2 separate regions of the Homo sapiens genome follow, and region 2 is linked to region 1. A link is a loop called in an ENCODE intact Hi-C map of the cell type or tissue named here. Cell type or tissue: OCI-LY7. All regions are shown on one strand. Each heading gives the region's core, and the rest is flanking DNA. Links, peaks and the distances in the headings are about the cores only. Region 1 overlaps MAPK10 (mitogen-activated protein kinase 10). Region 2 holds the start of MAPK10 (mitogen-activated protein kinase 10).

Region 1 (17,071 bases), core at 3,364-11,363:
CTTGTCATAAAAGTGTGACTTACTGACTTGGACCATCAAGGCTTCTAAATATATGGAAAGAAAATCTATATGTGAAAACAGAGTAGAATTAAGACGTTACCTAGATACAGTCTTCTGAGGTTACCACTGGAGAGGTGATGACCAAGATCAAATAAATTGAGTAACATATGGAAAATGGTATGGTGGAGAAAGAATCAGACTGCAATCAGTCTAACTAACGCTAGTTCTGACTTCGTTATCACCTGCGAAAATAGCACCACCTCTCTGGACCTCAGCTTCACCATGGGTAAAATAAGACATTTGACTAGATGATCACTAATGTTTTTTGTTTTTTTTTAATTTTATTATTATTATACTTTAAGTTTTAGGGTACATGTGCACAATGTGCAGGTTAGTTACATATGTATACATGTGCCATGCTGGTGTGCTGCACCCATTAACTCGTCATTTAGCATTAGGTATATCTCCTAAAGCTATCCCTCCTCCCTCCCCCCACCCCACAACAGTCCCCAGAGTGATCACTAATGTTGAACTCTATGAAATCTAAGATGCTCTAATGTTATCTTAAACTCTTAGCATTTTTTTAGCTATAAAAACCATGATCTAAAATTTCAGATGCTTCCTGAATGTCACTCAACTATTTTCTAAACCAGAGATGGGCTGTATTGTATCCAGGACAAGGTAGTTGATGATCATGATGCCCAGTATCTCTAACTAGCTTAATGCATTGGGGAAACACCAGAGGTTCCTTGAATTGCTTCTTTAGGGAGGGATGAGTCCAAGTAATTGTTAATTCAATAAGTGTCATTTTAGGAAAAAACCCTGTGTACCCAAGTCTTTTATGAGCACTGGAAAATCAGAGATTAATGTTAAAGTCTTTCTCCTCCAGAGGCTCATAGTCACATGAGTCAGAAAAATAACTTCTCATTAGATACAATTTTAAGTGCTATGATAGGTTTTTAAATAGGAGGGTATGGAAATTCAAAAGAGAGATCTTGAATCATTCATTCTACAAATAATTATCAAGAACTTGATATGTGCCAGGCACCATTCTAAGAAACAGGATGAATATAGCAGTGAAAAATAAAAGTAAAAAAAAAAAAAAGACCTTGCCCTAAATAGGCAACAGAAAGATAAACAAAGAATAAAATAAATAAACACTATACTTTCAGGTGGTGATGAAGGCTATCAAGAAAGATGAAATAGAACAAGGGACTATACACTGGTACAGAATTATATTTAGATAGAGTAGTCAGATATGGCCTCTGCTTTATGTGACATTTAGGCAGAGACATGGATAAAGTGAAGGAGCGTTTAGGATATCCAAGGCAGAAAGAACACCTAGAGAAAAGGCCCTGAGGCAGGAGATGCTCGGATGAGTGTGCAAAGTGCCAGGGAAGGTTATGTCTTGAGATGAGGCAGAAAAGGTAGCCAGGGGCTAGATTATATAGGGTTTTGTTGGACATGGTAAGGAGGCTGGGTTTGCTTCTGAAGGATGCAAAATCAGGGAAGAGTTTTGAGCAGAAAAATTATATGATCAGATTTTTATTTTTAAAAGACCATTCTAGATGCTGTATGGAAAATGAAGAGGCAGAGAGCAACAGTTAAGCAGGGAGGAAATTAGGAGACAGTTTCTATATTTATGTTAATATGCATAAATATTTTCAGTTATAGCATTATATAGTATGGGATATGTTAATATATGATAAATTATGTTTCTATATTTATAATTATATAAATCACATACATAGCATTATGTTATATAATAATATATTATGTTGTTATATTCCAAAAATATATTAATATTATATGTATGTTATAATGCATTTTATAATTATAATATATAATAGTGCTATATCTATTATATCTATTGGTCTTTAGTTTTATATTCTTAGAAAAAGATGGTGATGGTTTGGAGTAGTAAAGTAGCTGTAGAAGTAGAAATACTCATTTGAGGTAAATATTTTGAAGTTAGACCCAACAGGACTTGCCAATGGGTGTTCTGTGGGATGGAAGAGCAGAAAAGGGCTCGTGGAGCAATTCTAAGTTTTAGCTTGAGCAACTATGTGAATAATGATGTCATTTCCTGAGGTGGAGAAAAATAAGGTGAAGCATTTGTTGGTAGTGAGGCTAAGAATTGATTTTGGACGTATTAAATTTGAGATGAGTATTTGACTGTGTAGATGAAATGTTAAGTGAGCAATTGGATATACAGATCTAGATTTCAGAGAAGCCAAGGTTGGAAATACAGATTTAAGTGTGTTTGGCCACAGGATAGGATGAGCTGAACAGGGAGGAGAGTGAGAAGAAAAGAATTATGATGGCTGAGCTCTAGAATTCTCCAACATTTGGAAATCAAGAAAAGGAGAAACCAGTGAAGGAGCTATCAGCAAAAGAAGAGGAAAGCTGGAAAGTGGCCCTGTGGTAGCAGAGTGATCTACTGTGACAAGAGCTGCTAAGAAGGACAAGTAATTTGAGAACTGAGATCTGACTACTGGATTCAGCATGTTCTTCCTTCTTCCAGGAATGCTGTTCCAGATGTCCACATAGATGGCAACCTCTCTTTCTTCAGGTCTTTACTCAAAATTACCTACTTGGTAATACTGGCAACGGCCAATCTATCAAAAAGCCAATCTGCTCTCCCAGTTATCTGTATCCCCTCTCCCTGCTGTATTCATTCTTCTTAGCTCTTTATCATTATGTAATAAACTAGGTGTTTTACTTATTTATCTTAATTATTACATATTTCCCTCATTAGAATTTAAAATACATAAACACAGGGTTTTGGGTCTCTTTTATTTGTTGTGACTTTGTCAGTACTTAGAATGATGCTTGACTCCTGGCTGGCACTCAGCACTCAATAAATACTGGTTGAAAACATGAATTGATGAATAAATGAAGCCACCATTTACTATATTAGATGTAGCAGCCTTATAAAGTTGACCTTTTTCCTTTCATTTTTAAATCTAAGCTTACCTCTGGCCATAGACTTATCTTCCTCTAGTGAAAAACTAGTATGTAAAAGGAAGCAGATACTTGCATATGTCTTTAAAATGTTGAGACTAGCTTGCTAAAAAGCTACCAGACATTATGTAAACCATTGTTTTAGACTTTTATGATGCAAGAATATATAAGGCAGGGTCAACATTCTCAAGGAACACTCAGTCTGGTGGTGACTGAAAACTTGTAAATAGGAAAGCTATAATACAGCATGGTAAGTGCAACTATAGACAAGACCACTAGAAGTCTAATCAAGTGAGTAGATAACCAGACAGCGGGAGAACTGGGTCAGACTTCACCTGTGCATGATAGCAAAAACATCAGAAAACTTCTGAACAAATTAAGTCATCTGTTCACTAAATATTTATTGATCATTAGCACCATATTCAGCACTGGGGATAAATAAGCAAAAGAAACATAACCTCTACTCTTATGGAATTCAATCTAGCTTGATAATCTACCTTGTGTAATACCAGTACAGCACTTCAGAAGAGCAGCTGTTGAAATCTTTTACAGGTCCCGAGTCGGCCAATGCCAGATAGATGTGCTACACATCACATCAGCCTACCCTAAGGCAACTATACAATGTTCTGATAAATGCTTCTTAGTGAAAAGGCCCAAGCATGCCCCAACTCTGGTCTAGTGGTTACAGAAAAAGTACAAGGTTTTATTTAAGCAAAGTAGTCAATGGAGCTATACACATTTTTTTAAAGAAATGCATATAGCTTTGGCATTTCAAAATGAGACATGGCAGTAAAAAACTAGATGCTACTGATGAAAAAATGTAGATTTACATTTATACCGTAGTATAAATTTCTAATTTTTTAGATAATTCATTTCTAAGCACTGTCATTCTTCTAAATAATTTATATTGCATTGGTATTTGCTAACTTCCAAACTGAAGGGATTCTAAGGAACTAAATGCCCTTTGATTAAAAGAGGTTAAGGAAAAAATGACTCATTTTGCAAGTGCTAATGCTATAAATTCCTATAAAATACAATATTTGGGAGTCAAGTGTAAACTAATTTGTGAATAGGCATATAACTTTTCCTGGATAATTTTATAAATTTTTGTACTTAAAGTGGAAGGCAATTTCAGGCAATCACAATGATTCCCTCAAGAAAAAGGACCATTACATTGGACTTTTTCTCATATCTTTCTGAGCCAGTTTTATTTCACTAATTGAGCCCATGGAGACAGAAACTTACTTAGATTTTATAGTATTGCTGATTCTGAAGAGTATTTATAGGAAGTTCACCAATTTATCAAGAACACTGCAAGGTTTTCAATATTTGTCTAATTATTAGAGTAAGAATACTTTTTAAAAATAGTATCTGGTATTCTATTTCCTATAAAAAGTTAAGAGGAACATCTAGAAATGTGTGCAACTGAGTGAAGTCCAGAAAAATATAATGTATTGATCTCAATGGCTATTAAGAAAATATAATACTTCTCTCCATATCTCTAGCACAAATTCTTAAGATGATGAAGCACAATCCTCATCATTTCCTTCTGTCAACAATGTGTAGGAAGAAAAAACATTTGGGTAAGTGAATGAGGAAATTCCTGGTATCAACTGTATCCGTGGTATAGAACTAATAGCTGTGGGCTGCGCACCCTTTAATCCCAACATTTTGGGAGACCGAGGTGGGAGGACAGCTTGACGTCAGGAGTTTGAGACAAGCCTGGGCAACATAGCAAGACCCTGTCTCTACAAAAAATAAAAATAAAAAATTAACTGGGCGTGATGGTGTCTGCCTGTAGTCCTAACTACTCAGAAGGCAGAGAGAGTATTGTTTGAGTCCAGGAGTTTGAAGTTGCAGTAGCTATGATCGCACCACTGCCCTCCAGCCTGAAAAACAGAGGGAGACTCTGTTTCTAAAACAAAACAAACAACAAGAAATAATAGATGTGTTTTGAAAAGTGCCTACAAGTCAAAGGGTGAGGACAGCTTTGGCCAAGGAGATGATATTGAGTATGGGAGGGCCAATTAAACCACTTCAGAGAAAGCGGTGGTGGTCTCTGGTCTCATAACTATTTTTGCATAACTCATTATTGTTTCCGTGTCCAGGCCATCAGGCTACACCCCTCCTCTTATGAGAAAGGTACAAATGCATAAAACTAAGTCACCATAAGATGTTTTGTCAGGAACGCTGCTAGCAGAGCACTCATCTAACCTAAATGTTTTTCTCTCCACATCTACAAATACAACTATGTCTATAGTTTAAACATATCACATTAAATAAAATTCACTGAGTCTTCAGAACAATCTAACATTTATTTTACATACTCTATTTAAGAAGGCAATAAAAGTGTGGATGTATTTGTATAAAAAAATTAATGTTCCAAAATGTCCCCTAGAATTTCAAACTTTGAGGTACAGGAAAATATCAAATGTATAGAATTATTAATTCCTTGTGAGTTCCAGGTAGCTTAGGTATTCACAGTACTTTGAAGAAATAATTTAAAGAATGTCCTCTAATAATTATGAAAAGGAAGAGAAGACTGACTTAAGCCTGTATCTATTTGATCAGGTCTACTTAGTCTGCTGGGTTGAAATCGGAGCACAGAGCACTTCTTTAGAAAGGGTTTAACTTGCATCCCATGTCTGATGTGGCAACAATACTAGTAACCCTGCTTATACCCCCTTGGCTTTCACCTCTGCACTAGGAAGGCTGCTTACTGTCAACATCTGAGAATCTCTGTGTGTTAGGCCATTCTTGCATTGCTATATGGAAATACCTAAGACTGGGTAATTTATAAGAAAAGAGGTTTGGTTGGCTCATGGTTCTGCAGCTTGTACAGGGAGCATAGCACTGGCTTCTGCTTCTGGGGAGGCCTCAGGAAGTTTACAATCATAGTGGAGGGCAAAGGGGGAGCAGGCGTTTCACATGGCAGGAGTGGGAGCAACAGAGTGCAGGGGAGGTGCCACACGCTTTTAAATGACCAGATCTCAAAACAACTCACTCACTATCAAGAGGACAGCACCAAGAGGATGGTGCTAATCCATTCAGGAGAAATCCGCCTCTATCTAAACACCTCCCACCAGGCCCCACCTCCAACACTGAGGACTACATTTCAACATGGGATTCCGAGGAGACAAATATCCAAACTACACCGCTCTGCCTGAGGACTTTTCTCTGACCACAGGGAACATGTATAACCAGCATGCAGGACAACCCAGAAGTGCGGAGTTAACACCCACAGAAGCAACTCAGCAAATGCTGGCTGATGTGTCCACGGACATACACCCGGCTTCTTTCCTCATCAATGTGATTAGCTCCGAGGTGTGCTGTATAGGAGCCCCCAGAGTTCCTTGGCAGGACTGGGCCCTGGGCTATAGCTGGTGAGTGAGTCGATAATATGCCCTTTAGTGTCTTCTTTCCTTTCCCTCTCTCACTTCCCTACTCTTCCATCCATGTTTCCTGGGATCACCTCCCAAATGAATTGCTCTGCACTTGAATCCTTGCCCCTAGGTTTACTTTGAGATAACCCAACTTGAAACTCATGGGCAGAATTTTTGCTTCCATGGTATACAGGTTTCTAAGTGTGGGCCAGAGTTTACATATAAATACAAATAGGTTAAGTTGTGAAAGGCTTTTTATTAGTTTGGCAATCAAAAGTTCTACTAGAACCTCTGTTTCTACCCATGAGGGATTAACAGCCCAGAGAATTGCCCTCCTACTGTGAAAAAGAAAAAAAAAAAAGAAAACTTCAAGAATAAGTATTTTCTGACATTGAAAAATAGCCAGAGCAAAATTGTGTTGTTTGAAAGAATGAAAACAAATTTTCTTTATACTTTCTCCAAACTGTTGCCTGGAGGCAGCTCTAAAGCACTAGGATAGGAAAAGCCTAACAAAGCTCAGTGGTCTCATGGCTTCAGCAAGGTGAGGAGAGGAGAGACCAGGGAGGCTGAGGTGGCCAGAATTCACAGGGCAGAATACGAGAAAGGAGACAGCCTGAAGAGAAAGAGCTCCGGAAACCTGGATAGAAACCTCTTCGAGGCTTTGGCTGAGTACTGATCAGCACAGGCCTGGTTTGAAACCCCACAAGGCTTTGGAAAGAACCTCCTGAAGCAATTCACAGAGCTCAAACCAGGCTAGATAGAGTTTGTCATCTCACCAGCCAAAACGGAAAAACCGGTGATACAGGGAACTTGCTAGAGGCCTCAGAAGGGTATCACTCGCATGGTACAGCTAAATAAGGCCTACATCAAAGCCTGCTCTGCACCTGCCAAAATACAGCATAAAATCAGATTTGAAAATGTCAACGCCATCCAAAGCGGTTTAATTACGTGTTAGGACACAGCCCGACACTCACATCCCCCGACTTTCACTTCCATGTTATGAAGGAACAAAACAACACGGTGTTTGTTGTTTAACCCCCTCGGGCCCCACGCCCTCTGCCTGGAGGATGCTCTCCCAGATCTCTATTTTACTTGCTCCCTCACCTCCTCAGGGGTATACTCAAATGTCCCCTTTTCAGTGAAGCCCTCCTTGACCACCCATTTAAACTTGTATTCTCCTCCCTACTCCTTAACCTCCTTCCCAGCTTTATTTTCCTGCGTAGAATTTTATCACCATCTAACTTGCTCTACATTTTATGGATGTAATTTTTTTGTCAGCGTCCCTTCCCTACATTATAACCTTCATGAAGGCAGGGGTTTTTGTTCTGTGTTCACTGCTATCTCATCAATATCTAAAGCAGTTCCTAGCACATAATAAATGCTTAAAGATTATCTGCTGAATAAATATTTTAGAAAAATAACTGCAGCTCCAATGTGTACTGTCTACTATGATACAAAAGAAATAAAAACATGGTTCACAAAAATATGTTATAGCTTTTATTATGATATCTTCTAGTTTCATATATGTCTTTATATATGAATATATAATATATAAATTTATATATATTTTATATATATATATTTTATATATATATATATTCTCTATATTTCCCATCCTCTTTTCTCTCTTACTAATATCCCAAGGGCTATTTTTTTCCCTACCCTGCTCAAAGCGGAAAACAAAACAAAGACTCAAAGAACCTAGCAGAGGCCGGGCACAGTGGCTCATGCCTGTAATCCCAGCACTTTGGGAGGCCAAAGCAAGCAGATCACCTGAGGTCAGGAGTTTGAGTCCGACCTGGCCAACATGGTGAAACCCTGTCTTTACTGAAAATATAAAAATTAGCCAGGCTTGGTGGTGGGCATCTGTAATCCCAGCTACTCGGGAGGCTGAGGCAGGAGAATCGCTTGAACCCGGGAGGCGGAGGTTCCAGTGAGCTGAGATTGTGCCACTGCACTCCAGCCTGAGTGACAGAGTAAGACTTGGTCTCAAAAAAAAAAAAAAAGAAAAAGAAAGATTTGGGTGCAATGCAAACTTTTTTTTGTTTTGTTTTTTCTTGTTCCTAAAGACTGGTTAAGACTGGATTTGTGGGAAACAGGAGAAAATTCAGCAGTGACTAACAAAAAAGGAGGAAGGGCTGAGGCTTCAGAAGTGGTAGGGAAGAACAGAAGCTCCCTTCTGAGGGAGCACCCAGGAGATGAAAGGAACCAATCCTGGGTGGTCCTGCACCAGGCTTATCAACCCCTGACAGACAAATGGAAAACTTCTATGATGGTGGGACATGAAAAAATATTTCACCCTTCTGATAAAATGGAACCAGCAGATAGAAGTAGGAATTTTTCTGTTAGGTGAAATGTTTTTAAAAATATGTATATAGGAAAAAGCATAAAACAGTATTGACTGGCAAACATAGAACTGGAATGTAAATATAATGTTCTTTGCCCTGAATGATTTAAGTGGCATGATAAAACTCATGCCACAGACTGGGTAAGACAAGGAATCTAATCCACTCTAAAAAGAAGAAAAGCATAGTAAAATTCTCCTTAGAGTTAGAATTATTAATAGTTCCTATCTACTATTTAATTTAATCATAGTTAATGATGAGAATTTCTTATATTTTATGCATCTGATGATGCTAAATGTGCATTTCTCATGATTCCTTAAAACAATTTTTGTAAATTCTATTCCTAGGACCTTCTGCTTTCAGAAAAATTAATGTCTTGTATTCTTCGTATTGGAGGAGATCCATCTGTTCACTTGCTACGCAGTGGTTATCAAACTTCGTGTGCATCAGAATCCTCTGGAAGGGTTAGACGGGGACTGCCTGGCCTGCCCTCAGAGGTTCTGACTGGTAGGTCTGGGGTGGGGCCTGAAAATTAGCATTTCTAACAAATTCCTCGGTGAGGCTAGTACTGCTGGTCAGGACCACCCTCTAAGAACCACTGACACTTAAAATCAGGGATGTATTTTCAAGAAACTCACACCATCTTTCATATTAATTGAATGTTGTTAATTTGAATTTTATTATTTTTAAATCTGGTTGGTAATTTGTCAATCCGTTGGTTTTATAGTTACATAAAAACTATAAGCATAAAGATGTTATATAGAGTTTTTGTTTGTTTGTTTGTTTTTGTTTTTGTTTTAGACAGAGTCTCGTTCTGTTGCCCAGGCTGGAGTGCAGTGGTGCAATCTCAGCTCACTGCAACCCCTGCCTCCCGGATTCAAGCGATTCTCCTGCCTCAGCCTCCCGAGTAGCTGCTGGGATTACTGGTGCCCACCACCAAGGTCGGCTACTTTTTGTATTATTAGTAGAGACGCGGTTTCACCATGTTGGCCAGGCTGGTCTCGAACTCCTGACCTCGTGATCCACCCACCTCGGCCTCCCAAAGTGCTGGGACTACAGGCATGGGCCACTGCACCCAGCCTATATAGAGTTTTATGTCTGTACCCACTTAAATAATTTTACAATAAAAATGATCACTAATGAGAATTGTTTTCCTATAATTGGCTCTGTATACAGTATTCAATGTTATTACCCGGACGATTTTTCTTATCTCTACTCTTTACTCTAATTTTTTCCCTATATCTCAGCAAGAGTGATCGATGTCAAACATAAATCTGGTCACATCATTTCCCTCTGGTAACCTTTACACTGGCTCCTTCTTTGTGTCTAGATAAATCCTAAGTTTCCTAAGATGGCATAGAAGATCTCTCATGACTGGCCCCTGCTTATTTCTCCAGGTTCATGGCTGACATCTCCTCACCTCCACTCCTCTTATCCCACAGTCTCTTTGAACGCTTGTGCTTCTGTGTGTTTCCATTTGCATTAGAGCCTTTGTCTGTGTGGTCCTATCTGCCTGACGTGCTGCTCCACTTACCTGATTTGACCTGCTGGATTCCATGTTTTCTGTAAGACTCTTGGATGTCCATTACTCTCTAGTCTCTGCTAACTCCCTGTGGTCCTCTCTATGTACCTCCACAGCAATCCAGATTACCCAGCCGAATATTCATCACACTCTATTACAATTTCCTATTTTCTTGTTTTTGTTCCCCAATAGTTTGTAGACATTTCCAGATGAGGGGCTATGACAATATTAATTATTGAATTCCTCCCCAAATCCTGACATAAAAAAGATACTAATAAACATTAAAAATATATATAAGAATGATACTCAATAATACAATAAATAGGTCTGAAGTTTCTATTATTTTTAAATAAACAAAGCTACTCTCATATTAACCACCCCTGTGACCCTCCTCTAGCCATCAGGAAGGCTAGAGTGCTGAGCTTCAGGAAACCACTGAAGCCAGTTCCTGATGATGCCTTCACTCTTTGCAGACAATGCCACAAGCACTTGAACTAACAACTGCTCCACTTGTCTCCTGCTCTGGAAGCTCCATGAAGGCAGAGACTGTCTCTCACAGCATCTCAGTGCCAGGCATATAGTAGACACTTAATATTGGTTGCCTATCTTTTATTTTGCCATTAGTGTGTGATCAGAATTAATTCAGACAGTCAGTGGATATTTGCTCCTGAATTCTTGGTGACTGGCCCAAATACAACTTTTACCATTTCATAACCGTCTTCTATTATTTTTGTTCTTCTTTTTCCTTGTACTCAAATTCCAAAAACTTAAAGCAGATCATGAGAACAGTGGTTTTGATTCAGTTCTCTGTAGAGAACCAGGTAGGAAAGCTGGGAAATGGTTTGGAAAAAAATGAGGACAGAAAAAGTAGAGAGCTTCCTGCTTCTTTTATTTTCCCCTTGAAGCTGACATTAATAGTTGGTGCTAATGTAACCTCTAAATTTCTTTTTATAAGAAAAGAAACCTGAAGGGCCTGCCTATTATTAGAATACTTGTGAGATATAAACTTCTTGATATGTGTCTAAAATTTGAACCAATTTAGTGGTACAATAAATAGTGATTAGAGTACAATAAGGAATTTTGTTTTTCAGAATAAAAGCAGTAAAAAAAGCCTTGTTTTGCAACTTTAAGTATGTGAATATTCATGAAAGCAAACTTTCGAAATAAACTTTAAATAAAAATTAAAAGGAAAAGAGATTACAGACTTGGTTTTTGGCAACATATATTTAAGTCATCTCATTACACTGTGCTATGGTCTGAATGTCTATGTCAACCCAAAATTCATATGCTGAAATCCTAAGCCCCATAGTGATGATACTTTTTCAGAGGTGGGGTCTTGAGGGCAGATTCTTCATAAATGGGAATTAATGCCCTTATAACAGAGTCTGGAGAGAGATCCCTTGTTCCTTCATCAGGTGAGGTTAAAGCAAAAAGATGCCTGTCTAGGAAACGAGACCGCACCAGAGGTGGAATTTGCCTGTACCTTGATTTTGGATTTCCCACCCTACTAAACTGTGAGAAATAAATTTCTGTTATGTATAAGCTACCCAGTCTATGGTAGTTTTTTATAGAGGCCTAGACATACTAAGATATTTTGTACATTTATTATCCAAATTTCCTTTCTCTTGATGAATCAAGACTAGTCACCTAAAGGCAAATACTAGAAATTACTATATTATGCTATTTACAAAGAAAGCATCCAGGAAAAGAGTTTAATTATAGTATTTGAGAGCAGAAACACTTCCCATAATCACTGTTCATGAATTTGCTAAACTAGAATATTATATGGTAAACCGTATTTACATCTTTTAAGAGAGACAATAATACCTTTCTTATTTTTTTTCTTTTTTTGTTTTTTTGAGATAGAGTCTTGCTCTGTCTCCCAGGCTGGAGTCCAATGGTGCAATCTCTGCTCACTGCAACCTCTGCCTCCTAGGTTCAAGAGATTCTCCTGCCTCAGCCTCCTGAGTAGCTGGGTTTGCAGGTGTGCACCACCACACCTGGCTATTTTTTGTATTTTTAGTAGAGACAGGGTTTCACCATGTTGTCCAGGCTGGTCTCGAACTCCTGACCTCAAGTGATCTGCCCACCTCGGCCTCCAAAAGTGTTGGAATTACAGGCATGAACCACCTCACCTGGCCTAATACATTTCTTACAAGAGGTTCTAAGGATTCATTAGTTTATATTTGTAAAGAGTTTTAAAAGTGAAATGCTTCCCGCCCTTCTTTGTCACTGAAATCATTAACAAATGATGATCAGTATTCCCTTCTTAATGACTTAGAAAAGCCTGACTATCCAATGCTGTGCAATTATCTTCTTCATGTTAGAATTCAAAATTTGAGCCCCATATTCATGCATTAAAATGCTCACTTCTTGTTTTAAAATACCTACAATATCATTTAGATCAATTTGGAGTTTTCAAAGAAAAAAAAAAGCCCTTCCTTAGAATGATATTATTAAGACTGTCAAGTCACATTTGCTTTATAGAATTTCATGTAATACACAAATACCCAACTTAAAATTCCTGATTTATGAAAAAGTTGTAGAACAATACAAAATATTTATTATTTATAGAGCAGCTTCCACATTCCATGTGCTATATTTGTAGAGCATTCCTTGCATGTCTCTCTTAAAAGCAATGGGATCATCAAGATTGATTATTTCTGGAACTTGATTCGCATATTTGCTTTTCCACCACCTGGAATGTGGGGCTACCGGCAAGATAACTATGTACCGATAAGTTCAGACACTGGTAGCAAAGACTGAGAGTCTGTCTCTCTCTCTCTCTTCATGACAACATCTTGACATTCTGAGGAAGAGAGATCAAATTGTTAAAGTATTAAAAAAAAAAAAAAACAACAAGCTAAGCCTAAGTGGGGAGAGAGGGAACAGTTCCAAAAAGGAGATAAGGAAGGCATAGGGTGTGATTCTGAAGGGTTTTGAGCAAGTTTCATAAAAGAGCTTAATTTCCTAACCATGGATATTTTGTGCTGAAACAGTCTTTGTTGTGGGGGCTCTCCCATGCATTGTAGGATGGTTCACAGTATTCCTGGCCTCTACCCACTAGAGGCTGGTAGCACTCTCTGCCAACCAAAAATGACTCCAGATATTGCCAAATGCCCAGTGGGAGAAATTGGGCAGGGGCGGGGCAGATGAAATTTTCCCCAGTTGAGAACCAGGGCTGGTATTTGGCACAAGGAAAGGAACACTGGAAATGTTTTCCTAAAATTACTAATGGGAACTTTCACTGTGAAGAAGACAACCTTCTTCACAGTGAAAGTTCTGCAGGGGATGGCCAAGCCAAGAGTTAGAAATGGCAAAAGATGCCACCAAAAGCTATTATTAATGGATCCACTAGCTAGAAAAAAAAAAATGATGAGAAGAGCCACCTTTGAGTGGTGTCTGCTGAAAACAAAGTCTTGGAGCTGCCACAGCCATACGTAACTGTCAACTGAAGCTCCATATAATATACTTAGCAATGATCTATTATCCTCTTTAATGAAGGGAAGAGTCTAATAGACTTCTTCCAGGAAATTTGACGGGCTTAAATACCAGAAACTCCTTGCCAGGGACTCACTGAGTTTCATTTAATTCATCAAATATTTATTGAGCACTCAATGTGTGCCAGGCTCTGTGCTAGCTGTCAGAAATACAATGGTGAAAACAGTCTACCCTCAAAGAACTTATGCTCCAGAGAGAAACACAATTATAACAAGTCTGGTTCTCAAATGTCTGATATAGGGTATGATCCAGGCAGAGAGTGTCCCAGTTCTCCACACTGAGAACCACTACACAACCAGAACTTTAAAAAAATCACAGTACTCCTCTTTTTTAAATAGCAAAAACTGCTTAGCTTTTTTCTGTATTCGAATGCTTTACTTTTTTTCTCTCATTTTAAATTTCTCAGCCATTTCACTGGCATCTCAGGCAGCTGCTTTTTCTCCATCTCAGAACAATCAATATATGAACATTTTTAAAAGCAAAAAAAAAAATCCAGTTGCAATTTTATTTTTCTGCTGGCATACATGTGCACAATCTTTTGAATTTACATGATGGTGATAACCAGCCGAAGTCAGCAAGCCTTTCTGAAAAAGCAGTTGATTCAATGATGACAGCTGTGCTGTCATTTCTTATTTAGGCCCAGCTGCCTAATAATAGCAAAGTAATATTATTAATAAATTACTGGCATAGCTAGTTAGAGAATGTAACCAATTACATATAGTTTTAAATTCACTACAGGCAAAACGCTCACTAGTTTTCTACGTATGATTCACAGTCCTGTCTTCAGTGGTACTGAACCACAGCCTTTGTAGACTAGTCATTAGTATTCAGGATAAGAAACAATTGCTTGGAACAGGAAACACAGAAGCCAGACATTTGGCAACACCACACAGCATTCACTGCTGAAGTCAACTGGCGAAGCGACTCTGGACTGACAGAAACTGGCCTCTGTTGCCATGGAAACAGCAGTGAACTGTGTTAGTAAACAGTTTGAGTTCTCTCACCTGCCAGGGCATAAATTCAAATTTTACTGCTGATTTTTAAGTCTACTATTTGTAAGTGACCTATTTAGGGAGTAAATACTGGAAATCACTCTTCGCTTCAGAAAAAAACATCCAAATCTTTGCAAAAACATCTGAGTCTTAAGGTACCCAAACACAATTAAATGTAATTGTGCAGAATACCTGACAAAAGCCAGTCTATCTATTCATTCTAATGACTGCCTATTTTGCCAAAAACTAGTTCCTGAAAGTACATAAATAAAATAAAAATAAAATGGTAAGGAAGTGGAGGTAATGCTAATCCCCAAGAAAAAGACTTTTACAAATTCACAGTGAGGATTCATGCCACTGTTTAATTTTATTTCAAGCCACATTTATTTTAAATTTCTCCCATCCTCACTCATAGCAAAATGAGCCAAGTAAGGCTGCCTCCTGTCCACTTTAGACTCAAACATCCCATTACCGGAATTCCTCTGTCTGGATAATTACAATCATTATTACCCCTAAATTACAAATGCACAAAGTATGACAGAAGAAAAATGTCTTGACTGCAGCAGTTCAGGAAAACAGCCATAGTGCGAGCCTCTAATTCTCAGCTCTCTTAATCCACATGTCTCCTAGGTCATTCTGGCTTCATTAAGCTTCTTCCTTCAACTCTTTTCAATTTCATGCTAAATTATATTTTTCCATAAAGTCTACAAGTGAAAACATCATTTTGTTTTTTGCTCTAAGTAACCAATTCCCCCTTATCAACAATTGCTAAAATATTCCCATTACCCTTTTCTGTGACTTCGACTTTCATTCATCAATAAACATTTACCAAGCAAACATTTATAAGTCATGTGCTATATGCTTGGCAAAGGAAGAAGTGATATAAAGATGAAAAAAAAAGTTTTCTGCTTTTAAAGATGTAGTCTAGTGGGAAAACTAGAAAGAAAGAAAGACAGACAGATAGATAGATAACAATTTGATAAACACAGTAGCGAAAGTAGACTAAAAGTACAATGGGAACACTGTGAAGAAAAAGCTAATTTTGCTTGGGGAAATAGAGAATGCCACACTGAGAAGGTGGTATTTTCACCACATCTCAAAGGGTAAATAGGAGTTTTATATGTGGTAGTTAGAAAAGGCATGTACTAAAAAATAATTTTCAAAAAGTTGAAAACATTGCTCTCATTCATATATAAAATGAACACGTGTCAAATATTTTATTTGACTTACAGAGATTTATAACCGCTACTGGACAAAATTCATTTGCATTAGTATGAACAGGAACCATTTGTATTGCTACAGATAAGAATCATCTGCACTGCTATCAGTTTTCTACAACTTAACTTCTACCACTACGAAATCATAGAATAGTCTAGTTGACAGAAAGTCGATCAACTCTGCACACACCTATGGAATCAACAGTCCCCACAGGATCTTCTAGATAGCACCCAGTGGTCTCTTTAGTCCATTTCCAAGTCTTGAACGGTTTATTCTGGCAGAAGAAATAGGCATTCCAGATTTTGGGGAAAGTACATTAAAAACAAAGAGATCTGGAAAAGTAAGTATTTGGAAATGACTAAAAATAAGGCAGTAGGAGGAAAGGAAAGTCAATAAAGTCACGGAAAGAAGTTAAGATTACATGGGAATGGGAATTTGGGGCCAAATTGTGAAAGATCTCACGTGCCATGCAAGAGTATAGACTGTCCAAAAACAGTGGGAAGCCACTGAAGAATTTTAAACCTTGAAGTGTCAAGTTAAAAGATGTTTTTTGTTTCTTCACCCTTAATGCTTAATCTATTCAAATCTGCATTTTCTACCATTGTGGCTTGTTTTGGAGTATTTCTTTTTTTTTTTTTTTTTTTTTTTGAGACGGAGTCCCGCTGTTTAGCCCAGGCCGGATTGCAGTGGCGCAATCTCGGCTCACTGCAAGCTCCACCTCCCAGGTTCACGCCATTCTCCTGCCTCAGCCTCCCGAGTAGCTGGGACTACAGGCGCCCGCCACCGCGCCCGGCTAATTTTTTGTATTTTTAGTAGAGACGGGGTTTCACCGTGTTAGCCAAGATGGTCTCGATCTCCTGACCTTGTGATCCGCCCGCCTCGGCCTCCCAAAGTGCTGGGATTACAGGCGTGAGCCACCGCGCCCAGCCGTATTTCTTAATTTAATATTAAATTTCTTCCTGTTTGTTTTCTAGACTGTAAAAACGTCTCCATTTTTAATATTTTTTTCACTTATTCAAAGCCCTTAATTCCTCTAGTCCTCTTAGTTATCTCATGATGTACTTAACATGTTGCTATTCTTTTTTCAAATATAAGTTACACACTTAACTCAGGAAAATCCAATGGCCCTAATTTTCACTCAAGGGC
Region 2 (17,071 bases), core at 3,173-11,172, 65 kb after region 1:
TGTTGTTTGATTTGTTTACATGATGTTTGATTTATAATTATTCTTTAACCAGTATTTGTTTTATACACTCTTCTATGCGTATGGTATATTTCACAATTAAAAAATAAACTGATTATGTCAATCTCCTATTTAAAATCTTTCAAAAGCTCTTCACTTTGAAACAAAATCCAAACTCCTTAATTTTGTCTAAGAGATCCTTCATGGCACATGTCTTGTATCCCTCTTCAACTTTATCTCTGCCACTACCATTTCTGCTTCAGCATAGTAAATGATACCTAGTATTCCCACACAATCATGCTCTCTCAGGCTTCTGGGTCTGTTAAAAAATGTTCCCACTGTGCACTGCATCCTCCCTTCCTCTGGCTATCCTTTCACTGTGCTTAATAGTCCACCAAAAGATCCCTTCCTCTGGGAAGTCTTCCTTGACTAATCTCTACCACATCCGTGGTAGAGTCTCCTCTGATGCACTTCCTTTGGCACTCTAGACCTACCCATGTAATAGCACTTTGTAAGTGCCACACTCTTTAGAACACAACTACCTCCATTAATAAGCACATTTTATTGTAAGTACCCCACTCTTTAGACTGAGGGCTCCTTTAAAGCAAGGACTGTCTTTTATCTGCCCCAAAAGCTAAACATTCTACCTACATCACAGATTCTCAATAAGAGTTTGATTAATGAATTAATATTCAGAATGGAGAGAACATGGTATGCTTTCTACATCACTGGGAGTAACACATAATATATTAGTTTCAACCATATAAAATTGCCCTTATTTTAGGTCAAAAATAGTTTGTTATTGGCAATTGCATAAAATTATTTATAACGCTCATTGAATACATGTTAATTAAGCACAGTATAGTGATGCTATTAGATCTGCTTTCTCAATATAATGGTAGATGGATTGTTTTTTATGAATTGTTTTATAAATTCACTATATGAAATAACTCTAGGATTAATTTCATCAGTCTTCCGCAGTCATAGGCTGTGCATTAATTCACAGGGCAGCCTACCTATCTACAGTTATATAAGCCACTAGGCAAATGAAAGAAAGATATTGATCACTAGCTCAAAATAGCTTCTTTTGGAGTCTTATAAGCACCACAGTCATACTCTAGTTCTCAAAGATGTTATTTGACAGATTATAACTCGTTCATCTCTGCTGGAATCTATTGATTATTGACTTTGGTGACTATGAAGCATCAAGTATTTGATTTAAAAAGACATTCTACCTGTGTGTGCTGATATTTTTATAAAGTAATAAGTTTTAAAGTCATTCCAACTAGGCAGAGCAACTGTATCTATTTTTAACATTGCTTTGTTAAGCAAAAGGATTTGTAGGCTAAAATGCCCATGAATTGAGTTTTATAAAACTGTGATTTCTCTTCTCTTATTTCAGAAGAGCTAAATTGTGTGTGTGTGTGTGTGTGTTCCTGAAAGAAAACCATAATTTAGCTCAGAACCAATTTTTCTACTAAAGGAGATGAATCTGTAAAATATAGTACAATGTTGCAAATAATAAAAGTCACTTAAAAATAATGGTACCCAACTGTTACTCTGCCACATGAAAATGTTAATTGCAGGTATCATCCATGGTGGTAGTATCATGGTGTTATATGCTGCACCCATGCACCTCAAGACTTTTCACTACTGTATGTGGTATTAGTAGTACCACACCAACTATTAAACTTCTGTTCTATTGATTTTCACTTCTGTAGTCGAAATTATTTGGAGCAGTATTTCTCCAGCTCCATGTACAAAACCATATGCAATATTTAAATTGGCTATATAGATCCTAGTTTTCATGCTAAGGAATATTTTTAAATTGGCAACTCACCACAGCTTGTATGGTTTCTCATCTATAGGAAACGGGTCTAATTCAACAGTTTCTTGCATAAGTTGCCATAGTGAAGATCTGAGATGGGCCTGCTGTTGGTGTTTCTCACACTAGCCTGAAAGCAAAGCCAAAAAACAGATGAGTTTGATTTTAAGATTTAAATTTGTATTTAGAAAACCAAAAAGCTGACATCAAAGACAGTTGGTTACTGGGTGGGTGAGTGTAGGCAGAGGAAAGAAAATATCTCAAGGTAATTATCTCTATTCATCATTTATTGCAAGCACAAGAACTTTGATGTTATAATACCAGAACAACTATTTTAATATCTGAGCATAAACTAAATTAGTAATTCTTATTTCAGTTAATATAATTAGTCTTGTGATATGAATTTGGTTTTCTAATACAAGGCACCCCACTCATCCTCAACTGGGACAGCTCCACTATTACATAGATTTACATATTCTGCTTTTCATACAAGATTTCATTGGAACAATGGTTACATAGGTACCAATAAAGGAGGAGAATTTTGAAAACCTCTGAAGTATGCAAAAGAAAGTAAACCTAAGCTGGAGCTCATCTGAAGAGACCTGTATTTATGTTCTTCTAGTTACTAACCTACTTTTTCACCATTATAGCCTGTTACTTCCCAACATTATATTAGACAAGATTCTTCAGAATATGTGGCAGTCTGCAACATTCTACCCAATGTCAAACCATAAGTTTTTATTTCTAGTTTGGAAAATATGGTCATCATACCCAAAATAGGCCTCCTCTTTACCCCAAGTAAGAGTTTCTTTCCTGCCCAGGTGCTCACAATTACTCCTAGGACTACCACCCTCTCACTATCCCACCACCTCACCCCAACACCCCAGTGTAGCCCCATTGTCACCTACCATCACTTCAGAGGAGGTAAATTCCTTTCTCCTCTGAATTTCTATTGCACTCATTATCAAAACACTAATATGGGCCCTTGATTTTATACCATCTTTATTGTTATTTAGCCTCATCTTCCCAAATGAGTATAGGTTCCAAATGGCAGAAACTGTGTTACAGTTTCCCAATTTTTTCTACCATAGCACTTAGCAGAGAACTCAGTACATGAGAGATATTCATTCAATGAATATTTGGTGTGTCCCTATTGTGTGCCAAACAGAAAAAGTCAGTCCCTGATGGGGATTAAACCTTAGTAGAGAATACAGGTAATAGAAGAATAGGCAATTACTATATTATATAAATGCTGTGCTGGAGCTTCCGCCTACAAACACTGAATAAACATTGCCAAATAAACAGACCTAACCTAAGAGCTTTCCTTCACTATCAATGCTTTCAGATCCTATTTCCAATGTATAAGAAGAGGACAATTGCTTTAAGCAATCCATTTTCAGAAAGCACATAGGGCACCCAGGCAGGTTAACACAGACAAACAGGAGTCAGTTTTATTTCTATGAAGACAAGTCACTAAGATGAATTTCTAGAACTTTAAAGTCACTGCTGTTTTTGTTTTTGTTTTTCTTCACACACACACACACACACACACACACACGTGTACAAACACAAGGTAGTGAAAATCCTGTTTATTACTGTGCAGGTCACTGCAAATGCCCAATTGCCTTATAGGGAAGCTTTGCCTTAAACCTGCACACCATGCAGGGTTTTAGAGCAGCTGTGGTTAGGGATGCTTCTCAGGAGACTGTATTCATTTCTTTTTCCATTGAAAACTTCAATTTCCATTCCTACTAGCATTATTTCCATAAGCCTCAAGGATTTTACATCTCATAGTCACCAGAGATAAGAACTGTAAGAAAAGCCATAGTGGCTTGATATGGATCCAAAACATCAAATAAACTAGAAAATCCTTTACCAGAAATAGTATATGTGTGAGGTCTACTTTTTAAACCTAAAATGTTTATATTTAGTGATTTTCAATATTACCTGATGTCTCCTCTTAAGAGTTTCTACCAAGATTCACAATAAGAAATACAGCTTCTCCCTATTAAATACAGAAAACAAAAGATATGCAAAACACAGGTTTTGTATTTTCCCCTTCTTTGCCTTGATCGGTTCATGAGGATAAAATGTACTCAAACTGAAAAATCTTGAGTCAAAACCTTACAACTTCACTCTGCAAACACGTACAGGTTTCTGAAAAGATGGGCTCCAATTCTAAGTTACATTTTTTAAACAATCAATATGCAGCATGATCTTTTTATCTGAATCAGCAGTACAGTGTCTCATCTCAGGCTTATGTAATGCAATAAATATATCCAATATGCCAAAGAAGCAAATGGATTCTGTTCTTCTTTACCAGTAAGCATCTCCCCTACTAGTCTATAGGCCCAACTTTTTCCACAAGTCCTTGGTCCTCAGAAGAAGGTGCAATAATAGATGCATGTGTGGTAGGAGGAAGGCACTCAGCAGTCCTGCAGCAAATAGAGCATTGTACTCCATTCTTGTCACTACTGGACACTTCCGTGCCTCTTTCTGCATGATTGTTGCAATGTCCAACCAAAAGCTTAAAAGAGACTGTAAGAGGAAATAGAAAGGGCAATGAAGAAAGAATTTAAGACAACAATGTGTTTGCTTCTCATTCTAATTGAAGGAAGTCTCTCTTGCTTTGAGTCCTTTATTCTGATAAGCAACCAAGCAATCATTCGATTTGAACACACCAATTCCACTGAAAGTCCTTTGGCTACAAATGTGACCTGAGGCCAGAACTAGAGCATGAAGGGAGAACATCTATCCCCATATTTAACAAACAAGTAAATACCCAATTTGTCTTTAGCTTTTAGTATCAGTATAAAAAGAATTTATAACTAGGCTTACATCCAAAGAAACAGATTCATTTACATGAAACCACAATAAAACCTTAAAAATATATTTATGCCTTTAAACATGGGAGGTTTTTCTAGATTACTTAGGTTGGGCAAATTTGTTTTGCTTATGATGTTCCTGTAGGATATCCTAACAAGGAAAATCTTATTAATTTTCCTATAAATTTAAAATATCTACATTTTATAGCATTGACAATAAATTATCAGTTCATTCTAACCTTAGAATATATAGACCATGTACTATGAAACCATTAAATACTAATAGCTGCAGACATACCAGACAATGACAGCAAAAACACACTCAGCCCCTCTGGGATCTGTTCATAAACATCCCCTTCCAGCATGGCAAACACACTCCTCTCAACAGCAGATGCTGTTCTGGGGCTAGCAGGCAGGAAGCTGGAGGCAGCTGATTTTCCCACTCTACATATAATTTCTTACTGCCTCACTATCCAGAATCGTTTTACTGAAACTGTGAGGATTTTTTAAGAACAGGAGCCCCTCAAATTAAAGACACTTTGCAACAGCAGAGGAATGACAGGCAAATGAGGAAGCATGAAGACTCTCTAATATTTAAGGTCACACCACCTTTGTCATCTGATTTTCTAGTCCCATTGTAGGGGAGAGAAAACCCAGTTTGCTCCACATAAGAAAATAAGCTAATCCAATACTTTATGTCAATTTTAAGAGTGTGATCAAGGTAGAGAAGGAAATACATACCAGAGGCAGCCAAACCGCTACATCCAAAGCATCCAGCCCCTAAAATCTAATGGTTCTGAAGTGGAGTCAGAAGCTTGTGATATACTTATATATTTATTTGTTATATATTTGTAACATATATGCTCACCTAAAGTAGAAAATTCACAGAAGCTTCTCTGAGAGAAATGGTCCTTACTGCAACTATTTTAAATATGTTGATAAGCATTCTGTGTTATCTTCCAGGGTCCGACAACTAGCCGATGAGGGATAGAAGGAGATATTGGATGTTGTGCTGGCAATGCCTGGTGCACTTACACTCGTTTTCCTTCCACCTGAACTGTAGTCTATCCCATATGACTTAGCCTGCTTCCTTGCAGTTTGTTCATAAAAGTTATCATCAACATGGCCAGAAGCAGGCAGGGCTGCTGTACAGACACTGTCAGGCTCTGCACCAAAGGCAGCCCATGTAAACAACCTTGTGATTGCTTCAGAGCCTACTGCTGTGGCATAAGCCATTCTTTTTCTGTGGCTAAATTGCAGTACCCTGGGAAGTTATCTGTTTAAGGGGGTAAAAGCAGAGACTAGGTCTCTAGATTTAAATGTTTGGGGAGGGTGAGAAAAATATATGGATAGATAGTTTTCTTGTAATATCTATAGCCTGATTTACTTACAGATTTTCCAGTAAATTACATTTATTTTGTTGAAGGCACAAATACATAGATTCTAACAAATATACTGCCATACTTATTTCTGATTTTTTTTTCAAAAGAGCTCTGACATTTGCAGGGGACACAGTATCCCAGCACAGAATACCTGGGAATCTTGCCATGAAAAAAAGAAAGCTGACTGCTGTGACTAGGAGATCACTTTCTTAAAGGGACCCCTTACCTATTTGACTGCAGTGCCAATGTTTCCTCTTATCTCTAACCTGACCCCTGTTCTGTGTTCCTCTCCCCGGCTCAGATTTAGCCTAGAGTTGCTCTGCAAGAGTAACGCCAATAGTTTTATATCTAATATATATATAAATACTGTTCCTTAGTAAAATACATCTTAAAATATTTAAATTATACTTCTCACAAAAGTAAACATAAATACATACTAAAAGACATTATTTTTAATGTTTTATGGAACCCATCACATTTTTCAGATATGGAACTAAGGTCAGCACTTCTAACAAGCACAGCTGTTTGGTGTTTTTTTTTTCCTCTCTCTCTCTCTCTCTCTCTCTCTGTGTGTGTGTGTGTGTGTGTGTGTGTGTGTGTGTGTGTGTGTTTCTCTCTCTCTCCCTTCCCTTCTGTAGCCCTGCATTGGTCTAAAAACCCCTGGTCACAATAAGAATGCTCCCTCCCTCCCTCTGCTACCCCTCACTCCAAATGGAAAGGTTTCAACACGCCCAAGTCTGGAAAGAGATGTTCTGCACAGAGGGAAAAACTGGTAGCTTCTTGCTTCAAAGCTAGTTCACTTGATTAACCTGCTTTCCACCCCACCTCTCTCGTCTCTTCCATACTCCCTCTCCCGCCCCACCAGGAGCAATCAATAGACATCACCCCACCCTCCAAAAACAGGTTAGAACCCAGAACGAGCAAAGAGCCACCTACCATTCCGTGCCTGAGAACTACGATCCTGATCCGGCAGTGTTTGCCCCAGAAATCCTCCCTACTTGTTTTTCATTAACCACATTCCAGACTAACATGGAAGAGATTCTTTGGAGATATGGAGATTGTTTAAAATTAACGATGGACAGGTGATTTCCAAGAAAACCCAATCTTAAACTCACTCAAGCCCCTAGGAATTGAGGGGTGAGGACAAAAAAGGAAATTTGTAAAAATGAAAAAAGAAAAGAAAAAGGTAAGCATATAGCAAGCACCACCCACCCCCATAAAAATAAAAAGTGAAGGGGAGGTTAAAGAAAATAGAAGAAGAGTGGCTTGCTGAATCACCCTCTTTCACTGCCTGGAAACCATTGTGCAGCGTGATGCTGCCTGTACCATTGTGGAACCTACCAGAGGAGACGGACAGAGGGCTTGGGGAATGGGGTTGCTATGGCAACCGAAAGGAGCACACATGACGTCAAAGCCCAGAGAGGTCTAGGGAGGGGGATGAGGGGGAAACAGAAAGAGGAAGCGTCTATGTGCAGCTACAGCTACTGTGTTTTCCGGTGAAATGAGGACCAGGCAAATGTAAAGGAATAAGGTTCGTCGGCAGCCAACATCAGCAACTACGACATCAAGGCAGCCAGCCTGCACAACCTGAAGAAAAGATCCATTCGATGCAGTTCTGGCCCTTTGCACAGCAGCACGGAGGAGCAAATACCAGCAGAGCAAAACACCACTGGAAATGCAACCTCTGCTTTTCAACTATCTCTTGTAGTATCTCTAAACGTCAAACAAGTAAGAGATGGTAATAACCTCAGAGGAGAAGCAGGCATTTGAGTGTCGCCTGAACCCCGAGGTCATCTGCACAGCACTATTCCTCTTCTCTGTTTCCTTGTTTTTGTAAAAATCCTGAATAAATATCCACTAAACCAAATTCAACAGACTAATACTTAGGTTGCAATCTGAGTGTACAAAGAAAATACTGATTAATTTGAGTTAACACATCAGAATTCTTTTTTTTTTAATTGCAGATAATTTTCTAGAGAACTGATGAAAATTGTACTGTTACTATTTGGGGCAAATATCGCAATTTTATTTCAGTAATTTGCTCTGCCTTTAACTGTTATAGGGTATTTTTAAAGTCTCCAAACAGTTTTACTATCCATAAATAATAGTTTCTTAGAATGACAACAGTTGACTACTTGCACTATAAAAAAAAATTAGGTTTACCAAATTTGTTTTACCTTTTTTATGTAAGAAAAATTTTCAATACAAATTTCGCTTAAACCAACTCCAGCCTTTGGACTTCTCAAATTACGTAATCTAATTCAATTCCTTTTTTGCTTACACTCTTTTGAGGTGGGTTTCTGTTTATTGCTACCAAGTAGTGCTGAGTTGTAAATGATTCCACATTATGTTTTAGAACTAGCATACTTATATGAATATGAAGCTTCTTCCATATGTTACCAGAAAGATACAACATGCAAGAGATGCAAACTCAGCAGTACTGTAGACACTGAAACACATCATAAAGCTGTAAGAAACGCATACGTTTTTGTTGTCTTTGTTGTTGCTGCTGTTGTTTTATTTGGGGAGAAAATTTAGAAAAAGGAAGGCTTGAGTGAGTTGTATGTCATTGTAGTTCATTGGATAAGTGTTTGGATGTCCCTTTACTCTAATTTCAATTTCAACAAGAATCAATCAAGACTATCTTCTAGTCTTCTCAATGGGCCTACCTGCAAGATAACTACCTCATGCAAAAATATGGATTGATAGCCAAACAACTTTATAACACAAAATAATTGGCATTCTGGCTTTTGAGGTATTATATACTAAGTTTGGACATCAAAAGTCAGTTCCCCAATCCCATGGAAATTAAATCAGTTTGTCGAAGAGATGTCTGCATTCCCATATTTATTGCAGCACTATTCTAATAGCCATGGAAACAACTTAAGTGTCCATCAACAGATGAATGTATATATATTATGCATACCACACACAAACACACATACACACACACACACACATGCTGGAATACTATTCAGACTTATAAGAACAGGAAATTCTGTCATTTGCAACAACATAGATGAACCTAGAGGACATTATGCTAAGTGAAATAAGCCAGGCACAGTGAGACAAATACCATATAATCTCACTTATATGTGAAATTTTAAAAAGGACAAACTTGTAAAACTAGAAAGTAGAATGGTGGTTACCAGTGGCTGGAGGACGGAAAGGTGGACAGGGAAAGGGGGGACATTGGTTAATAGGTACAAAGTTTCAGTTAGAAAGGAGAAATAAGCTCTGGTGTACTATTGCACAGCACAGTGACTATAGTTAATAATAATGTTGCCTATTTCAAAATAGCTAAAAGAGAGGATTTCAAAAGTTCTTACTACAAAGAAATGATAAATATTTGAGGTGACAGATAATGAGCCTGATTTGATCATTCTACAATGTATACATGTATCAAAACATCACATTATACCCCATAAATATATACAATTATTGTCAATTACAAATAAAATAAAACAATTTTTTAAAAGTGAATGTCCAGTAACGTAACATGAATGAGGAAAAAAGGAACGCCATCTCTTACCTTACATTGTGAACACAAATATTTATTCAAGATGAATTGTACACCTCAACATAAAAGCTAAAATATATAACACTATTAAAATATAATATAACTTTTTTTAAAGATGGCTTTCTGACCTTGCAGTAGGCAAAGATTTCTTAGGATACAGAAAGCACTTACCATAAAAAAAAAAAAGAGACTTCATCAAAATTAAAAGCTTCCACTTATCCTAAGTCACCATTAAGAAAATGAATAGGCAAGCCAGAGTCTAGATGATACATATATCTGAATACTCTTGATAGCTGAAAATATTCTGATACACACAAATCCTAGATTATAGAAAACATGTCCTACAATTCAATAATAAACATGAACAAACAATTTTGTTTAATGGGCAAAAGACTCTGACAGGCATTTGACAAAGGAAAATTTATAAATGGCCAATAAGCATATGAAAAAGTATTATATATCATTAGTCAGCAGAAATATACAAATTAAAACCAAAGTGAGATACCATTTCATGCCCACAAAAGTGACTAAAATTAAAAAGACTAACATCATCACATATTGACAAGGACATGGAAAACCAGAACTCTCCTACATATATTGGTAGGAGTACAAAATGTTAAAACTACCTTGGGAAATTTTGGTAGTTTTTATAATTATAAACCTACACCCAAAGTATGGCTCAACACTCCTATTTATAAGGATTCACCCAAGACAATGGAAACCTACGTCTACCAAAAAAAAGTTGGACATAAATGTTTATGCTAGCTTTGCTTATAATAAGCAAAAGCAGGAACAACTCCAAATATATCAACTAGACAGCAGATAATTATGATATACAGTCAGCCCTCCATGTTCATGGGTTCCACATCTGTAGATTCAAAAACTGAAGATCAAAAATATTAGGGGAAAAAGAATAAAAGATAACACACAGAGATAAATAAATACAAATAGAAGTACACTATAACAACTGCTTACATAGCATTTACTTTGTACTAGTTATTATAAATAATTTATAGATGATTTAAAATAATAGGAGGATGGAACACTATGCCATTTTATATAAGGGACTTGAGCATCCACTGCTTTTGGTATGGAGAGGTTGTTCCTGGAACCAATCCCCCTGAGAGTACTGAGGGACAACTGCATTTGCCTAATAGAATATTACTCAGCAATTAAAAAGAATGGCAACCAGAAACAGGTTAATACCAATCATTTTCATCCGTTAGGTGTTAGTTTCCTTTTTAAGCTTTTTGAAAATTTATTTTTATTAATGTTATTTTTATTGGCAGTTATAATTGTACATATTTATGGAGAATATTGTGATATTTTGATATATGTATACAATGTGGAGTAATTAAATCAAATTAACATAACTGAGACCTCACATCATTTTTGTAGTGAGACATTTGAAATTTACTCTCTTAGTTGTTCTAAGATATACAGTACATTATTGTTGACTATAGTCACTCTGCTGTACAACAGATCTGAAAATTTATTCCTCTTGTTTTACTAAAATTTTAGTTAACTAAAATTTTGGTTAAATAAAACTCTTTTTTTTTGAGACAGGGTCTCACTCTGTTGCCCAGGTGGGAGTGCAGTGGTGCAATCACAGCTCACTGCACCTTTGACCTCCTGGCCTCAAGGGGTCCTCCCAGCTCAGCCTCCTGAGTAGCTGAGACTACAGGTGCCTGCCACTCCACCTGGCTAATTTTTTATTTTTAGCAGAGATGAGGTCTAAGTCTGTTGCATAGGCTGATCTCGAATTCCTGAACTCATGTGATCCTCTTGCCTTGGCCTCCCAAAGTTCTGGGATTACAGACAGGTATGAGCCACCACACCAGGCTTGAAACTCTTTATTGTTGTTGTTGTTGTTGTTGTTGTTGATTTGTTTTGTTTTGTTTTTGAGACAGGGTCTCACTCTACCACCCAGGCTGGAGTGCAGTGGTGCAATCTCAGCTCACTGTAGCCTCAACCTCCCAGGCTCAAGAGATTCTCCTACCTTAGCCTCCTGAGTACCTGGGACCATAGGTGCGCGTCACCATGCCCAGCTAAATTTTTTGTGTTTTTGGTAGAGACAGGGTTTCACCATGTTGCCCAGGCTAGTCTCAAACTCCTGAGCTCAAGTGATCCACCCACCTTGACCTCCCAACGTGCTGAGATTACAGGCATGAGCCACTGCTCCAGGTCCATTGAAACTCTTTTGAAGTATTTTCCAAAGATGTTGATTCTTGGTATTAGTTACAAAGAGTGATAGATTCCAACCTTCCACATATATTTTGGTGTGGATCTTACATACTCATTTCAATTATATTTATGTTATTTAAAAAATCTTTTAAGTCTATTCTATACACTTCAGGAAAATTACTTTTCTAAAATTTGATTATGCAATACAAGTTAGTTTAAAAACATCAGTACCTAAATATTTCCCATTCCCGGTTGGATAAAACCAAAACTCTTGGTCAGGTGTGGTGTCTCACACCTGTAATCCCAGCACTTTGGGAGGCTGAGGCGGGTGGATCACTCGAGGTCAGGATTTCCAGACCAGCTGTCCAACATGGTGAAACCCTGTCTCTACTAAAAATACAAAAATTAGTCCAGTGTGATGGCACATGCTTATAATCCCAGCTAATTGGGAGGCTGAGGTAGAAGGATTGCTTGAACCCAGAAGGCAGAGGTTGCCATGAGCCAAGATCACACCACTGCACTCCAGTTTGAGAGCCCTCCCCACCAAATAAATGTTTTCAATGAAAGGAGAAAGAAAAAAGAACAGATACATATTGGGATTATTATGTTTGTCAGGCACTGTTTATATGTATTCATACTCACCATATAAACTCCCATAAAAGTATCTACTTACTTTCATTTGGCACTTACCGTATTGTATTTTGTATTACTGTAACTTTGTGAATATGTAACATCTCACCTTGGCCAGGTAATCCCAACACTCTGGGAGGCCCAGGCAGGTGGATCACTTGAGGTAAGGAGTTTGAGACCAGCCTGGCCAACATGGCAAAACCCCGTCTCTACTAAAAATACAAAAATTAGCTGGGTGTGGTGGCACTTGCCTATAGTCCCAGCTACCTGGGAGGCTGAGGCAGGAGAATCGCTTGAACCCGGGAGGTGGAGGTTGCAGTGAACCGAGACTGCACCATTGCGCTCCAGCCTGGGCAACAGGGTGAGACTCTGTCTCAAAAAAAAAAAAAAAAAAAAAAAAAAAAAAAAAAAAATTCTCACCTTGTACTTGATTATGACTTAATCCTCTATTTCTCATTATCTCCCCTGAAAGTTCCTTTTCCATGTATAGCATATCATCTTATACATGGTAGGTGATCAGTTAACATTTATGGTTAATTATAATTATCTGCAGTTTACAATTCTTTTTTACAGTTATCAAAACTTTTTATTTCAAATATTATTATGGAGTGTTATGTTGTGATATATACAATATTAAAGCAGGTAACCTCTGTTACAATATCACATATTTGAACTTTGTATTTAGGTCTAAAAACACTTTAACTGCTTCAAACTCTTTTTCAAAGTGCTTTCAAATAAAACTGTATGTAATATAGAAGTCTGACTTGAATTTTGAATCTTATCAGTTCTATCAATCATAAGAGTTTTTGAAGGAAGAGTCTTAAATAAGTCAATGTAAGTTCTTATTTTCAAAAGCATGGAAATGTATTTAGTATCTTTTATATGCAAATCTATTTATTTAATGGCATGTGTGTAGTCTGAGATAGGACTAAAGATGTTTAGGAATATCTCTTGCTCTCCAATCAAGGAGATCTTCCTTACCTTATAAATACAAACTTTAGAACATTACATTTTCAGAATAAACTACTGAAACATGCAACAATACAGATGAATCTCGAAACATGCTGAGTGAGAAATAAGACAAAAAAGAGTATATACTATATATATATGTTTACATGAAGTTTCAGAACAGACAAAACTATTCTATGGAGATAGGAATCAGAGCTGTGTTTGTCTGTGATAGGAGGAGGCAAACAGTCAAGGACCATGTTGATAGCAAGAGGGAAATTTCTATAGTGATGAGAAGGTCCTACATCTTGATAGAGATGTGAGTTATATGGGTATATGCATTCGTCAAAACTCCTCAAAGTGTAATTCTTAAGATCTGTGCATTTCACTCTATGTAAATTAAACTGCCATAAAAAATGTTTAACTAAATTTCCTCTTGGGAAAGAGGAAAATTGCTGAATGAGCCAATAAGTTAGGGTTCCTAAACCTGAATATCTAGTCCCATACCCTGAATCTTGATTTTTCAGACCCAAGCAGCCACAGCAATAGGAAAGGCCAGAGTCACCAGGATGTTAAGAGACCTAACCCTCAGAGTGAGGCAGACAATTGATGGAGATTTACATAGCAATCAACAGATGAGAATTCAGACTCTTAAAAAACAGGTTTTCAGAAAAGCGTGGCAGTAAGGAGATTTCTGGGTTCAGCTGCAGGGACTAATTCAGTGCTAGGACTCGGATGCAGAAGGAAATGAAGGTGCTGAAGAACACTTTCTGAATCCAATTCTCAAGTGAATTAAGGGGGTAGCAGTGAAACCAACTAATGCCCTAAGGTCTCTTGTCAAAAGAGGTCCTGGAGTAGGGTGACCAATTGGTCTCCATTTGCCAGGTACTTCTCAGGTTCTAGCAGGCATTTCTCATGTTCTAACACTTAAAGTCCTACATCATAGGAAATCTCTCAATCCCAGGCAAACTGGAGAAGCTGGCCATCCTATCCTATAATCTAGAATAGACTTGAACCCTCAGATGGAAGTTGAGAGATAGCAACTGTGAAAGAACGAGTTGCAAAAGAAAGAAGTCATGAGTTCCTTAAAAGAGTGATGTCATTAAAGAAGTGTCACCTAGCTATACTTTCAACAGTTAGATTATTATGTCATGAATTAGGATGGTAGCAAGGGGATGGAAAGGGTTTGATAAAAAGCAAGCAAAATTAGCAAAATTATGGAACTGAATCAATAGAACATGCTGACTGATACAATATGAGGGGATGGTGGAGGGTCCACATTTACTCTTTGAGTACCATGTTCACTATGATTTCACAGAATGCCTTCCCTCAGAGTCAGTCATGTATCTTTCATGATACTATTAGAATATAAGATTTCCCCAAGTGTATTCTACTTGGGGAACAGTGGCTTTTTGCAAAAACTATTCCACAGTTCAAAAGTTTCAGAAATGCTGCATATAATAGCTGCCCTTTGGAAAGCCATGTTTTATTACACGTACTACAGTGAGCAGGTCTATGCAAACCTACCCTCAAAGGCCAAGGAAGCTGAGAGGCCAAAGAAAGAGGCTACCACATCCAGTTTCTCAGAAAGAAACATTTAATCCCTGTACCCTCACTTGAGAAAGTATTCTTATGTAGCAAGCATTTGTTTTTTTTTTTGTTTTGTTTTGTTTTTTTTGGTGAAACATGTGCAGCTAGTCCTGTGTCAGACTGTCTTGCAAAACTTGTGACCACTGGGGAAGTTAGATAAACATTTTTATGAGGGATTTTTCTATGCTATAGGCATTGTTTCTTGACCTTGCTGCAGGAACACAGAATCCAGTCGCCAAACATCAGTCATCATTGGCTACTATCCAGTAGCCAAACCCATCTTGGTTCTGCTTCAAGATGGCATTACTCTTGCCATGTGACAGGGTGTTTTCTATATTACATTAATAAATTAAAGGTGCTGAGAAGCCCTGAGGAAAAGAAAACTATTAAAATTTCTCAATATTACTTCTCAAATGCAGTTTTTAATTAATATCTTTTATCATGCTGTTGGAATGGGAAACACAGAGCCCACAGCTTACCATAGTCATAGTGATTGGCAATGCTGCGAATTTAAAACACTAACAGTTCCCAATAAGGGTAAACTTTCTGACCTTTAAACTTCATGTAAGAAAAGGGGTCTACCTTCCACTTACTTTTCTTTTTAACTAATAGACTTTATTTGTAGGGCAGCTTCAAGTTTACAGAAAAATTGAGCAGAAAAGTGTAGAGAATTCCCATATACCCTACTCCCTCCCCATAGTTTCCCCTATTATTAATATCTTGCACTCATGTGATACATTTGTTACAACTGATGAACCAATAATGATACATTATTAACTAAAATCCATGGTTTACATTAGGGTTCATTCTTTGCGTTGTGCATTTCTATGGGTTTTGACAAATGTATAGCATCATGTTGCAATCACTTTTAATTTTTTTCTTGCTCAGGAGTCAATTTTACATTCAGAAAACAATTGTGTTCACATCAAACAAAAGTAGATAAATTGGTCTCCTGAAAGTTCTTCCTAGTGGACAGAGCACTACTATTAGAATTCAACGGTACTTTGAACCAACTGTTATTAAGCTTATAAAAGTACGGGTTTGCTTTTGCTTTTGTTTTGGAATGGGAACCTCCCACAACTAGCAAAATTATGTCCCTTTGTGGTTAAACGTACTTTGATTCCAAATACAAAATATCTGCCACAATAAAAACAGTTCCACACAACTTTTCAGTATCCTAATAGCATTTTTTTTTTGAAAGTCTGAATGTAGTTCACAAATGATAACGGGGGGAGGGAAAGTCTATTGTAAAATAATATCAAAGAAGATTAAGCCTCCTCAGGTAGCAGCAGCTTAAAAAATCTAATTAGTGTATGTGTCTTTTGAACAATGATGCTAATAGAAAACGCCCTTTTCTTAGATCCCAGCAGAAGCTGGTGTGTGAGATAAAGAAAGTTATTCTTGCCAGACATCCTCAGGTTTACTCACACTTCAATCCATACACATCTGTAGCATTTCCAATTTCCCTTATCCTAGAAGCATGAAAAAAGCATGAAGATACCATGGACTACATTTGAGTTTGGTCTGGAAATTCAACTTCCCACTCTGCGGCAATTCCTGCAACCTTTAATGGGGCTATTCTCACCTCTGACCGTAATTTGTCAGCATGGTGCTCAAAAGGCAGTCACTGAGGTAGGCTAAGAAGCAAAATATGAGCCAAACATTGTGTAATTAAATTAAAATAAAAGTTTAATAATTTTTTATAAACAAGTCTGCCATCACTACTTGCTAAAAATTTCTAATATTAAAGAGCTTATTTTTAAACATTTATATGAGAAGACTTTTTCAATCATCTAACTAATTGGTGAATTCTGGGTCTGTCTTATCAAACAATAGTACAAGTAATAGTAATACATGATGATCGTATACAAACACTTAAAAGAGTAATAATCAGAATTAATAATATGAATTTGGTGTATTTAGTCTTACATTTTTAAGCCAAATACTTATCAGCATAAATTTATATGTGTAGCTTATGTCTGGTCTAAAAATCTGCTGGATTTTCAAATCATTAACAAAAAATATTTTCTTAGAGTATCCTAAACATGCTATTTCACCTATATTGCAATGCTACATTTGACAAGGAAACAGGAAAATAAAAATCTGATCTTGAAAATTGTCCAAATTCATGAAAATAGTGCAATGATAATAGTAGTTAAATTCAACATAT

The links. A loop is a pair of places that touch in the nucleus more often than their neighbours do. Peaks named below come from ENCODE experiments on the same cell type or tissue, not always from the same donor. Only the 100,000 strongest peaks of a DNase experiment are listed, where the experiment ranks them.
Region 2: it touches region 1 in a loop (3-fold over the local background); 2 of 110 quality-filtered maps call a loop at or near these places.

The regions. Positions count from the first base shown.
Region 1 is chr4:86,287,838-86,304,908 of GRCh38, forward strand. The region is part of intron 2 of MAPK10 (mitogen-activated protein kinase 10); the gene reads right to left. Among named protein-coding and RNA genes, the nearest start is that of MAPK10, 64 kb to the right of the region's middle. In OCI-LY7, for the core only: no CTCF peak of the experiment used is centred there; a DNase peak (open chromatin) is centred at 7,284.
Region 2 is chr4:86,352,693-86,369,763 of GRCh38, forward strand. It overlaps MAPK10 (mitogen-activated protein kinase 10), which reads right to left and starts at 7,361. Exons shown (of 14, transcript NM_138982.4): 1 at 6,966-7,361; 2 at 1,838-1,952. In OCI-LY7, for the core only: no CTCF peak of the experiment used is centred there; a DNase peak (open chromatin) is centred at 7,439; H3K4me3 peaks cover 1,217 bases.